2 separate regions of the Homo sapiens genome follow, and region 1 is linked to region 2. A link is an interaction called in ENCODE POLR2A ChIA-PET data of the cell type or tissue named here. Cell type or tissue: A673. All regions are shown on one strand. Links, peaks and the distances in the headings refer to the core of each region. The heading gives the core; the rest is flanking DNA.

Region 1 (5,226 bases), core at 227-5,226, 150 kb after region 2:
TCTTTGCCTTTCTTTATAATTTTGCCAATTTTTACTTATCTCTAAGTAATAAATACATTACTGAATATTGCTTATTTTTAAGCTTTATTGTACTATGTAAACTTGGTTTGGCACAAAATTATGTTTTTGAGATTTAACCACATTGATTGAGATACTCCCTTCCCCCCGCCATTTTTTCCTTACCTTATTGGTTGCAATTGATTATTAATATTTCACATGAATATTTTACCTAATCCAAAGTTAACTAATAAACTTTATTCTGCTCCCAAATCAAAGAACCTCAGAATGCTTTAACATCAATCTCTCCACTCACAGTTAACATACCATTGTTGTCCAGTAATGTTCAACTTCACACATATAATGTTCAACACAATATATGTTAACCATTATATTGGTTAACATAATCAGTGAATTTATATTTTCCCACATTTAGGCCAGGCATGGTGGCTCATGCCTGTAATCCCAGCACTTTGGGAGGCCGAGGTGGGTGGATCACCTGAGTTCAGGAGTTCAAGACCAGCCTGGCCAACATGGTGAAACCCCGTCTTTACTAAAAATACAAAAATAAGCTGGGCATGGTGGAGGGCACCTGTAATCCCAGCTACTCAGGAGGCTGAGGCAGGAGAATCACTTGAACCTGGGAGATGGAGATTGCAGTGAACCGAGATCACATCACTGCACTCCAGCCTGGGTAACAGATTAAGACTCAGTTTAAAAAAAAAAAAATAGCAGGGCACGGTGGCTCACACCTGTAATCCCAACACTTTGGGAGGCCAAGGTGGGTGGATCACCCGAGGTCAGGAGTTCGAGACCAGCCTGGCCAACATGGTGAAACCCCATCTCTACTAAAAAAAAAAAAAAAAAAAAATTAGCCGGGCGCGTTGGCAGGCGCCTGTAATCCCAGCTACTCAGGAGGCTGAGACAGGAGAATCACTTGTACCCTGGAGGCGGAGGTTGCAGTGAGCCGAGACTGCGCCATTGCACTCCAACCTGGGCAAGAAGAGCAAAACTCCATCTCAAAAGAAAAAATGTTCCCACATTTTATTTATTCACCAATCTTTCTTGTATCTCAGACTTCTCTGTGATCATTTCCTTTTATTGGGAATTGTATATTTTAGAGTTTTTGAGAGTCTGTTAATGGTAATTATTCTCAGTATTGCTTTTTCAAAAACAATCTTTCAAAAACATCTTCAAGATGTCACAATTTTACTTTTTTCTTTTAAGAATTGCCTTGTTTGGGCAGGCAGTTTCCTGTCAATACTCACTTTCTCACGGCACTAATATTGAAGATAATAATCTACAGTTTCCTGACTTTCACTTTTGCTGCTGAGTAATTAGCTGTTCATTTTATTTTCACTCCTTTGTAGATCATATGTCTTTTCTCTCTGGCTGTTTCTTTCCAGATGCTTCTTTTTTTTTTTGAGACAGAGTTTCATTCTTCTCACCCAGGCTGGAGTGCAGTGGTGCAATCTCAGCTCAAGGCAACCTCTGCCTTCTGGGTTCAAGAGATTCTCCTGCCTCAGCCTCCTGAGTAGCTGGGATTACAGGCGCCCGCCACCATGCCCGGCTAATTTTTGTATTTTTAGTAGAGACAGGGTTTCACCATGTTGGCCAGGCTGGTCTCAAACTCCCGACCTCAGATGATTCATCACCCTCAGCTTCCCAAAGTGCTGGGCTTACAGGCATGAGCCACAGTGCCTGGCCCCCGGATGCATTTAACAATTATTCTGCTTGGGATCTGTGGGAGTTGCTGAATGTATTACATCAATGATCTCTGTCCACCTCCCTGGTTCAAGGTTTTCTCCTGCCTCAGCCTCCCAAGTAGCTGGGACTACAGGTGCATGTCACCCCATCTGGCTAATTTTTGTATTTTTAGTAGAGACGGGGTTTCACCATGTTGGTCAGACTGGTCTCAAACTCCCATCCTTAAGTGATCAACCCCCCTCAGCCTCCCAAAGTGTTGGGATTATAGGTATAGGCCACCGCACCCTGCTTTCTTTGTTTTGATACAGGGTCTTGCTCTGTCACTCAGGCTGGAGGGCAGTGGCACAATCTCAGCTTCCTGCAGCCTCAACCTCTTGGCTCAAGCGATTCTCCTATCTCAGCCTCTTGAGTAGCTGGGACCACAGGCATGTGCCACCACACCTGGCTCGTTTTTGTATTTTTTGTTGAGATAGGGTTTCACTATGTTGCCCAGGCTAGACTTGAACTCCTGACTCAAAAAATCCTCCCACGTCCCAATGTGCTGGGATTATAAGCATGAGCCATCACACCTGGCCGTATCAATTCTCAAAATTCTGAGTCCTACCCTTGCTAATATTGCCTCTCACACACATTCTCTGCTACTGCTTTCCTGACTCAATGCATGCTGGGCCTTCTCTGCTATGTGTCTTAACCTCTTTATTACTTTCATTTTTTATTTTTATTTTTGGCACTGTAGGGTACATTTTGAGTAATTTATTCAAAAGTATCCTCCATCCCACTAATTTGGTCTTTAATTGTATCTAATCTGGTGTTTGCGTTTCGATTTTTAATTGTAGTCATTATCTTTTTATATGTTAGTTGTGTTAGTTGAAGTTTGGATTTAGTTCTATTGTTTTTTCTTTCTGTGCATTCTTCCTCATGATTTTTTTTTTTTTTTTTGAGACAAAAGTCTCGCTCTGTCAGCAGGCTGGAGTGCTGTGGTGTGATCTTACCTCACTGCAACCTCTGTCTCCCGGGTTCAAGTGATTCTCCTGCCTCAGCCTCCTGAGTACCTGGGACAACAGGAGCGTGCCACCAGACCCAGCTAATTTTTGTATTTTTAGTAGAGATGGGGTTTCACCATGTTGGCCAGGATGGTCTCGATCTCTTGATCTCATGATCTACCCGCCTTGGCCTCCCAAAGTGCTGGGATTACAGGTGTGAGCCACTGTGCCCAGCTGAGCTCATAGTATTTAGAACTCTACTCTGGGGATTATTTAATACTTAAGGCTTAGTTGGTTTGAGTGTACATTTTTCCAGAAAGTATTTGTGTTTGTGTCTGCTTGGCACTGCAGACATTATCAGCCAGATCCCTGTTGTCTCCTCTTGTGGCTTTCCAGGCTACGCAGACCCCATCAACATGAAGATTGTCCATGAATGCCCAGGGAGAACTGAAAGACATGACCCCAGAGCCAAAGCAGAAATAGAACCTGTCTCTTTGCCCTCTGCTTCAGTGAGGTCAATTTTTTTTTTTTTTTTTTTTATTGAGACAAAGTTTTACTCTGTTGCCTAGGCTGAAGTGCTGTGGGGCGATCTCAGCTCACTGCAACTTCCGCCTCCTGGGTTCAAACAATTCTCCTGCCTCAGCCTCCCCAGTAGCCGGGACTAGAGGCGCCCACCACCACTTCTGGCTAATTTTTACATTTTTAGCAGAGACAGGGTTTCAAGGGTGAGCCACCACACCCAGCCAGTGAGGTAGAATTTTTCTCACTTCACCGTTTCCTGGGTCTGGGCGCTGTGTGTGTGTGTGTGTGTGTGTTTGGGATGAGGAGTGTTCATTGATTTGACTTCTGTTCAAATGGAGCTCAAAGCTTATCTCCCGTGTCCATAAACAAGGCTGTTCAAACAGGTTAGGCCACCTGGGGTCGGAAGGTATTTTAAAGTATTTTAGGCATGTTCAAGACATTATACGGGGCCCCTGACAGCCATCAGATATGCAGAAACTTATGTACAAACACATCAAGTGAGACTTCACTGGATAAAAAGATTTCCAAAGCCATCTGGAGTTGGAAGGTATTTTAAAGTCGGCCACAGCATCATTGCAGGCTGGCCCCCTGAGCTTGTATTTCTGCTTTGTTCCACGCGAGCTTCCTACAACCTTATCCATTCATTTCAAAATATTGAACTTTGTATTTTTTCTAAAATTTTAAGGCTTTATAACAGAGTTTCAGGACGTCTAGTCTGCCATATTCCTAGAAGCAGAACTCTCACTTTATTTTATAATACACTGGAGTCTTGCAACGTGTCTTTCGCAGTGGAGGCCCTCACATGTGTGCTGGATGAATGTGTGACGGCTGCTTTTCACATGTTAATTCCATCTCTCCTGTCAGATACTCTTGCATTTCTTTCATGTCTGCCCTAGCGTCTAGCTTAGTGCTGTGCGCTTGTTAGGGGTTCATTATAGCACTTGTTGAATGAATACACAGGTCCTTGTCTTGTCTCTCTAGGGAGGGAGTTTTTATAATTGTTCTTGGAAGCCTGTTTTATATATTAGTCATCTTTACATTAAAAAGTGCCTGTGGGGCCAAGTGTGGTGGCTCACACCTGTAATCTCAGCCCTTTGTGGGGCTGAGGTAGGAAGGACACTTGAATCCAGGCGTTTGAGACCAGCCTGTATAACAAAGCAAAACCAAAATAAAATAATGATAATTATTACATATTATTTATCATTCTATAATAATAATTATTATTAGCCAGACTTGGTGGTGCGCACCTGTAGTCCCAGCTACTCAGGAGGCTGAGGCAGGAGGATCACTTGAGCCCAGGAATTCAAGGCTAATCATGCCACTGCACTTCAGCCTGGGCAATAGAGTGAGACCCTGTCTTTAAAAAAAAGTAAAGTTTTAAACCATTAAAAAATAATAATAAATAAAAAACACTCATGCAGTCTAATCAATGCCTCTTCCCCAGATGTTAACCTGTTTCCCTCCCTTTTGCCCTTTGTGAATATGGAGAACAGTTGCTTGACAATTTTCTCATTTAACAACAATTACGTTTTTAGATACCTAAATGATGTTAAGGCAGCTCTTTAAAACATTGCTTTGCTGAAGCAACCTCATTCTTCCAGTGGTAGAGAACATAATTCCGTATATTTGTGGGGGTGGTTGGGTGTGGAATGACCAAAGCTTTATTTCGGAAGTTCTCTGTCACTGAAAGTGCCCTGATAGAAATAAAGCACTTAATGAGGTCTTGGACAGGTGCTGCCCGCCCAGCATTCTTGCTGAAACTCTCCCTGTGCGTCACTGGCTCCTGGGCGCGATGTTTCAGGTAACTCGGGCAAAGCACGCATGCTGCTGTGGCTCTGTGGTCAGCCCATGACGAGAGCCTCGTCCACGTTCCGTGAAATCTGTGAGTGCTGCCCGAGTCGAGCTACCGTTGCTCACCACCGCCACTTCCTGTCTTCCTACCCAGCGCCGCGGCTCTCGGAGGCTGCCAGTGGCTGGGTGCGCCTGGCCTGAGTCCTCCACCCGAAGAAAATAAGGA
Region 2 (5,500 bases), core at 209-5,208:
AAAAATACAAAATTAGCCGGGTGTGGTGGCACATGCCTGTAATCCCAGCTACTTGGGAGGCTGAGGCAGAAGAATCGCTTGAACCTGGGAAACAGAGGTTGTGGTGAGCCGAGATCACACAATTGCACTCCAACCTGGGCAACAAGAGCAAAATTCCATCTCAAAAAATAAAATAAAATAAAAATAAAACACCAAGTAGATCAGAATGTCCAAACTTACTAAAGAAGAAAAGTGGAATCATTGGCTATATTTTCAAGTTGCATTCAACAGGAAATGTAAGTTTTGAATTATTTTCATCTTCATACTTCCAAGTTAATAGAATTAAACCAGAATACTCCATTCTTTCAAAGCCTCTAGCCAGGCAAAGTTTTACTGTATTACTTCTTGCTTTCAATGGATATAAACCAGAGTCCTGGTAGGCACATTTTTGGATGACTGCAAAGATGCAGAACTAAACAGTTCCATCTGTTCAATATTAAAACAAAAGTCCTGTAAACCTCTGATAGTGAGTATAATACTTTAGCACTAGCACCAAAGCCTCAAATATGAAAAGATACCAAGAACACCACTAGCAAACAGAAGTGAGCTCTCAGCTGGGAGCAGTAGTTCATGCCTGTAATCCCAGCACTTTGCCAAGCCAAGGTGGGAGGATTACCTGAAGTCAGGAGTTCAAGACCAGCCTGGGCAGCATAGCGAATTCACATCTCTACAAAAAATTGAAAAAACTAGCTGGGCGTGGTGGCACACACCTGTAGTTGCAGCTACTTGGGAGGCTGAAGTAGGAAAATTGCTTGAGCTCAGGAGTTCAAGGCTACAGTAGCTATGATCGTGCCACTGCACTCCAGGCTGGGTGAAAGAGCGAGACCTAGATAATTACAGTCTGTCCTGCTCCTGTTTACATTAAAATCACTAAGTTAAAATGCTTTCAATCAGCAGGATAAAAATTAAGTGAAATGTGACTTTGGAGTTTGGCCAGAAAATAGGCAATGGAGAAACAGACACTTTCCACAAGAATAAAAATGGCAAATAAGCATATAAAAAAGGTTCAAAAGCACTAGAAACCAAAGAAATGTAATGAAAACAATGAGATTTTCTGCTTAGAGACCAGCATAGAGGACAAATGGAAGGGGGAAACTGGAGCTCTGTCCTTGTTGGTGGGAGTATAAACTGAACCAATTTTCCTGCAGGATAATTTGAAAATTTCTATTAAAAACCCTAAAACTGTTTTATGTTATTTTCCTCCAGAAATTCTACTTCTATGAATTCAGTCCAAAAATGATTGCTCGAGTCCATTAAAATGTATACATAAAAAAATTTACCTCTGGGGTGGCAATGATTAACTTAAGATACATCCAGCCATTAAAAATGATGATGCAAGGATGTATTGACTGCCATAGAAATATGCCCAAAACATAGTAAGTGACAAAAGACCATATACTATGATTCTACCTTTTAAAATGTTTATATGCATAAAAAACTATAGAAAACAACAAACCAGAATGTTTTGAGTGGCAAAATTAAAGATTTTTCTTTATATTTTGTCTTCCAAATTATTACAAAAAAATTTCTTCATATTTTGTCTTCCAAATTATTACAAAAATAATTACAAATTATTACAAAAAGAATTATTACAAAAAGAATTACAAAAGATTTTCGTTATAATCAGGGAGAAGTATTATTTTCATTTATTTATATTTAAATTTCTTTTCCTTATTTTTTCTCATGTATGTATCATGTGTAGTCTAGAGAGCTTGAATCCCTGCCTTTTGAGGTAAATCAGCCCATTTCTGTCTCTATAAATTTGCCTTTTTTGAAAATTTCAAATCAATGGAATTACACCATATGTGGTCTCGTGTCTGGCTCTTTTACTTAGCTAATGTTTTTGAGGTTGTTCTATGACATATAACATGTTTTAGTAGTTTGTTCTTTTCATTACTGAGTAGAAATCCACTGATGGATATATCACATTTTGTCAGCAGAGAGCCTTTTAAACTTGGATTCCAACTTCCTCTGATCTAAATGAAACCCTCCAAACACAGGACTTGTAGAGGAAGCTGCTGTGCATGTCAAAATAGCTACTTATCAGAACCAGCTTTGTCATCAGGACCCTGAACTGGTGCAGAAATTTTTATTATTTTGCGACTTCTTTTTTACAGGGAATTTTTGTGCTACTACACATCAGGACTTTTGAAGCATCTGATACATCCATTTAACAAGAATGAGCATGTGTCTGAGTGGACAAGAAAGTGAAACCATCCATGATACATTGTGTATTTTTTCCTCCCCCAGACTGGACCAGGGAATTTCTTAACTTTCTACAGTATCCAGTCTCCATTTACAAAGCTGAACAGTATTAAAGATCCTGCTGCCTTTGTCAGGCAGATTTGGAGGGGAGGCCCAATAGCAAGGGTGGAGAGGAAAAAGAGAGTGGAGCTTGTGGAACAGGAAGCCCCCCGGGGTCTGCGCTTGGCTCCCAGCTGTTGAGGATGTTGTGGATGGTGAAGTGCTGATGGTGTCCTGAGGCAGCCTAGCACCTCCAGTGGGCCCAGAAGGTCTTGATTCGAACACTTACCCCTGTTTCACAAGTGTTTAAAAGCTGTTTTTGCTTTTGTTATTTTCCTAAATAATCATTACTTGGTAGTTAGTTATTAATCTTTCTTTGGGAGAGGGACAGGACTTTAAAACTGAAGAACATAATTTTCATTAAAATATCAAAAATGGAAAAAGGTTACTTTGTAAACAATTTGCTAAACAAACCAAATGGCAGCTGTTGAGAATCTCAATAAAATGTTAAATGCATATGCTGCTTTTAGAAGAAATAAATTAAAAAATGCATTTGCTGGCAGTGGTACCCTTTTGCCTAAGGTTGGGTCACTGTGTCATCATACTGTGGTGAGGGTATGTGTGGTGTATATGTGTGAAACTTTTCATCTCAGGACGGATCGTAATCTTAGTTGCAATTTTCCTTCCAAATAGGGTTACGAAGTAGTAAAACATGGGCTTGGAAGTGACAGACCTGAGTGAATCAGGACAACTTAAAAAAAAAATCCAATAAAACTAATTTTTAATAATCCTGAGGTTGGTTTTTGAAACAATAGATACAATTATTTACTCTAAGCATCTGGTTATAATTTTGAATCAGTAATACATACTGTCGCCACACTTTTTTTTTATGGAAACAAAGTTTTCATCCAGAAAACCCCAAAACAGTGACTTTTTTTTTTTTTTTTTTTGTAAGACGGGGTCTCACTCTGTCACCCAGGCTGGAGTGGAGTGGTAGATCTCACCTCACTGCAGCCTTGACCTCCCACCTCAGCCTCCTGAGTAGCTGGGACCACAGGCGCCACCGCGCCCGGCTATTTTATTGCATTTTTGGTGGAGATGGGGTTTTGCCATGTTGCCCAGGCAGGTCTCAGACTTCTAGGCTCAAGCCGTTCGCTCACTTCAGCCTCCCAAAATGCTGTGACTACAGGTGTGAGCCACTGTGCCCAGCCTGGAAGGATTTTTTAAAACATAAGTTCAAGCATCTTATCTGAACTCTTTTAATTGGAGGTATCTCTTCTCTCATTATCCTCATCTTTGGTGTTCCCCAGAGTTCACTGCTGACTGGGATGTACAACATATATTTCAAAGTCGAGGTTGGGTGCAGTGGCTCACGCCTATAATCCCAGCACTTTGAGAGTCCATGGCAGGCAGATCGCTTGAGTCCAGGAGTCCTAGACCAGCCTGGGCAACATGGCGAAACCCTCTTTGTATTAAAAATACAAAAAATTGGGAGTTTCCGGGAGCGCCGCCTGGAGCTGCTGGGCCACTTTTGGCATGGCGGCCTTTTCCCGCTCGGCTGGGCCAATCCTGTCGCTGAACCCGCAGGAAGATGCCGAGTTGCAGAAGGAAGTGGCACAGGTTCACAAGCGCATAACCAAGCGAAAAAAAAAAAACAAAAACAACTTTCTCCTGGTGTAGTCTATGTGCGCCACCTACCTAATCTACTTAAGGAAACCCAGATCCTTTCCTATTTCTCCCAGTGTGACACTGTTACAAGGTTCAGACTGTCCAGAAAGAAAAGGACTGGAAATAGCAAAGGCTATGCATTTGTGGAGTTTGAGTCTGAGGATGTTGCCAAGATAGTTACTGAAACAATGAACAGCTACCTATTTGGTGAAAGACTCTTGGAGTGTCATTTTATGCCACCTGAAAAAGTACAGAAATAACTCTTTTAAAGACTGGAATATTCCATTTAAGCAGCCGTCATATCCATCAGTGAAACGGTATAATCAGAATCGGCACTTACACAAAAGCTACGGATGGAGGAGCGATTTAAAAAGGAAAGAAAGAAAGAAAGATTTCTCGGAAGAAATTAGCTTAAAAAGGAATTGACTATGATTTTCCTTCTTTGATTTTACAGAAAATGGAAAGCATTTCAAAAACGAATCATCGGATGTCTACAAAAGGCCAGGTTTTACGTAAGAAGAAGAAAAAGGTTTTAGGCACTCCTGACACTCTTGAAAAGACTGTGGATAGCCAGGGCCCCACACCGGTTTGTACATCAACATTTTTGGAGAGATGAAAATCTGAAGTGGCTGAAATGAAGGATGATGATGAAGATAATGAAATAGTTTTCAAACAGCCCATATCCTGTGTAAAAGAAGAAATACAAGATACTCAAACACCTACACATTCACAGAAAAAAAGACGAAGAAAAAGCAATCAGTGATTTTCAATGTAATATATATAACATTTCTTTTGAAAATTGTAATATTTTTATGATAAAAAATACAAAAAAATTAGCTGGGCATGGTGGCTCATGCCTGTAGTCCCAGCTGCTTGGGAGGCTGAAGTGTGAGGATCACCTGAGCCCAGGAAGTTGAGGCTGCAGTGAGCCGTGATCGCCGCACTGCGCTCCAGCCAAGTCGAGTCATTACATTTATCTTAACCTGTTCTAGGCTGGCTTACCAGAGATTTGTATTAAGAATACAATAGGCGATCTCACAGACATCTAAGTACAGAACTCAAAATATGACCCCACCATGGAAGGACTGGGCTGGGAGGTGATTTTTCTCCCCTGCATGCCTTCACTCTGGATTTCTGCTCCATGCTTGTGCTTTGCTCTGCAGATGGACGTTGAGCACGTGCTCCAGGCTTCTCCAGTCTCTGAGGCTTTGGCCTGCCCTGGCAGTACCCCTGGTCCCAATGTTACTGGAACTTTCCTTACAGATGCTCCTCTGCAAAAAAAATCTGTCGAACACTCTCTGTGTCATTTCCAATTAGCAGGATAGAGAATCTGATCTGTCTAGCAGCAGGGGTGGGAGTTCCCTGGTTGTCCCTGGATTTGTAGTGCTGCCCTTTCCAAAGACTTGAGGAGGGGCCGGATATCCAAAAAGAGGGTGCAGTTGGGAAATCAGTAATACAGTCTACTTCAACAAGAAAGTATAAAGTAGAGGCGGTGGCTCACGCCTATAATCCCAGCACTTTAGGAAACCCAGGCGGGTGGATCACTTGA

What was found. ChIA-PET counts read pairs that join two places held together with the same protein. Peaks named below come from ENCODE experiments on the same cell type or tissue, not always from the same donor. Only the 100,000 strongest peaks of a DNase experiment are listed, where the experiment ranks them.
Region 1: POLR2A ChIA-PET joins it to region 2 with 5 read pairs; 4 of 35 experiments call an interaction of 5 or more read pairs at or near these places.

The regions. Positions count from the first base shown.
Region 1 is chr10:30,524,523-30,529,748 of GRCh38, forward strand. It overlaps LOC105376478 (a long non-coding RNA gene), which reads left to right and starts at 5,141. Exons shown (of 2, transcript XR_007062102.1): 1 at 5,141-5,226. RefSeq lists an enhancer at 5,048-5,197. In A673, for the core only: no CTCF peak of the experiment used is centred there; no DNase peak of the experiment used is centred there.
Region 2 is chr10:30,376,355-30,381,854 of GRCh38, forward strand. It overlaps the pseudogene NIFKP1. Among named protein-coding and RNA genes, the nearest start is that of MIR7162, 10 kb to the left of the region's middle. In A673, for the core only: no CTCF peak of the experiment used is centred there; a DNase peak (open chromatin) is centred at 2,447; H3K4me3 peaks cover 402 bases; H3K27ac peaks cover 862 bases.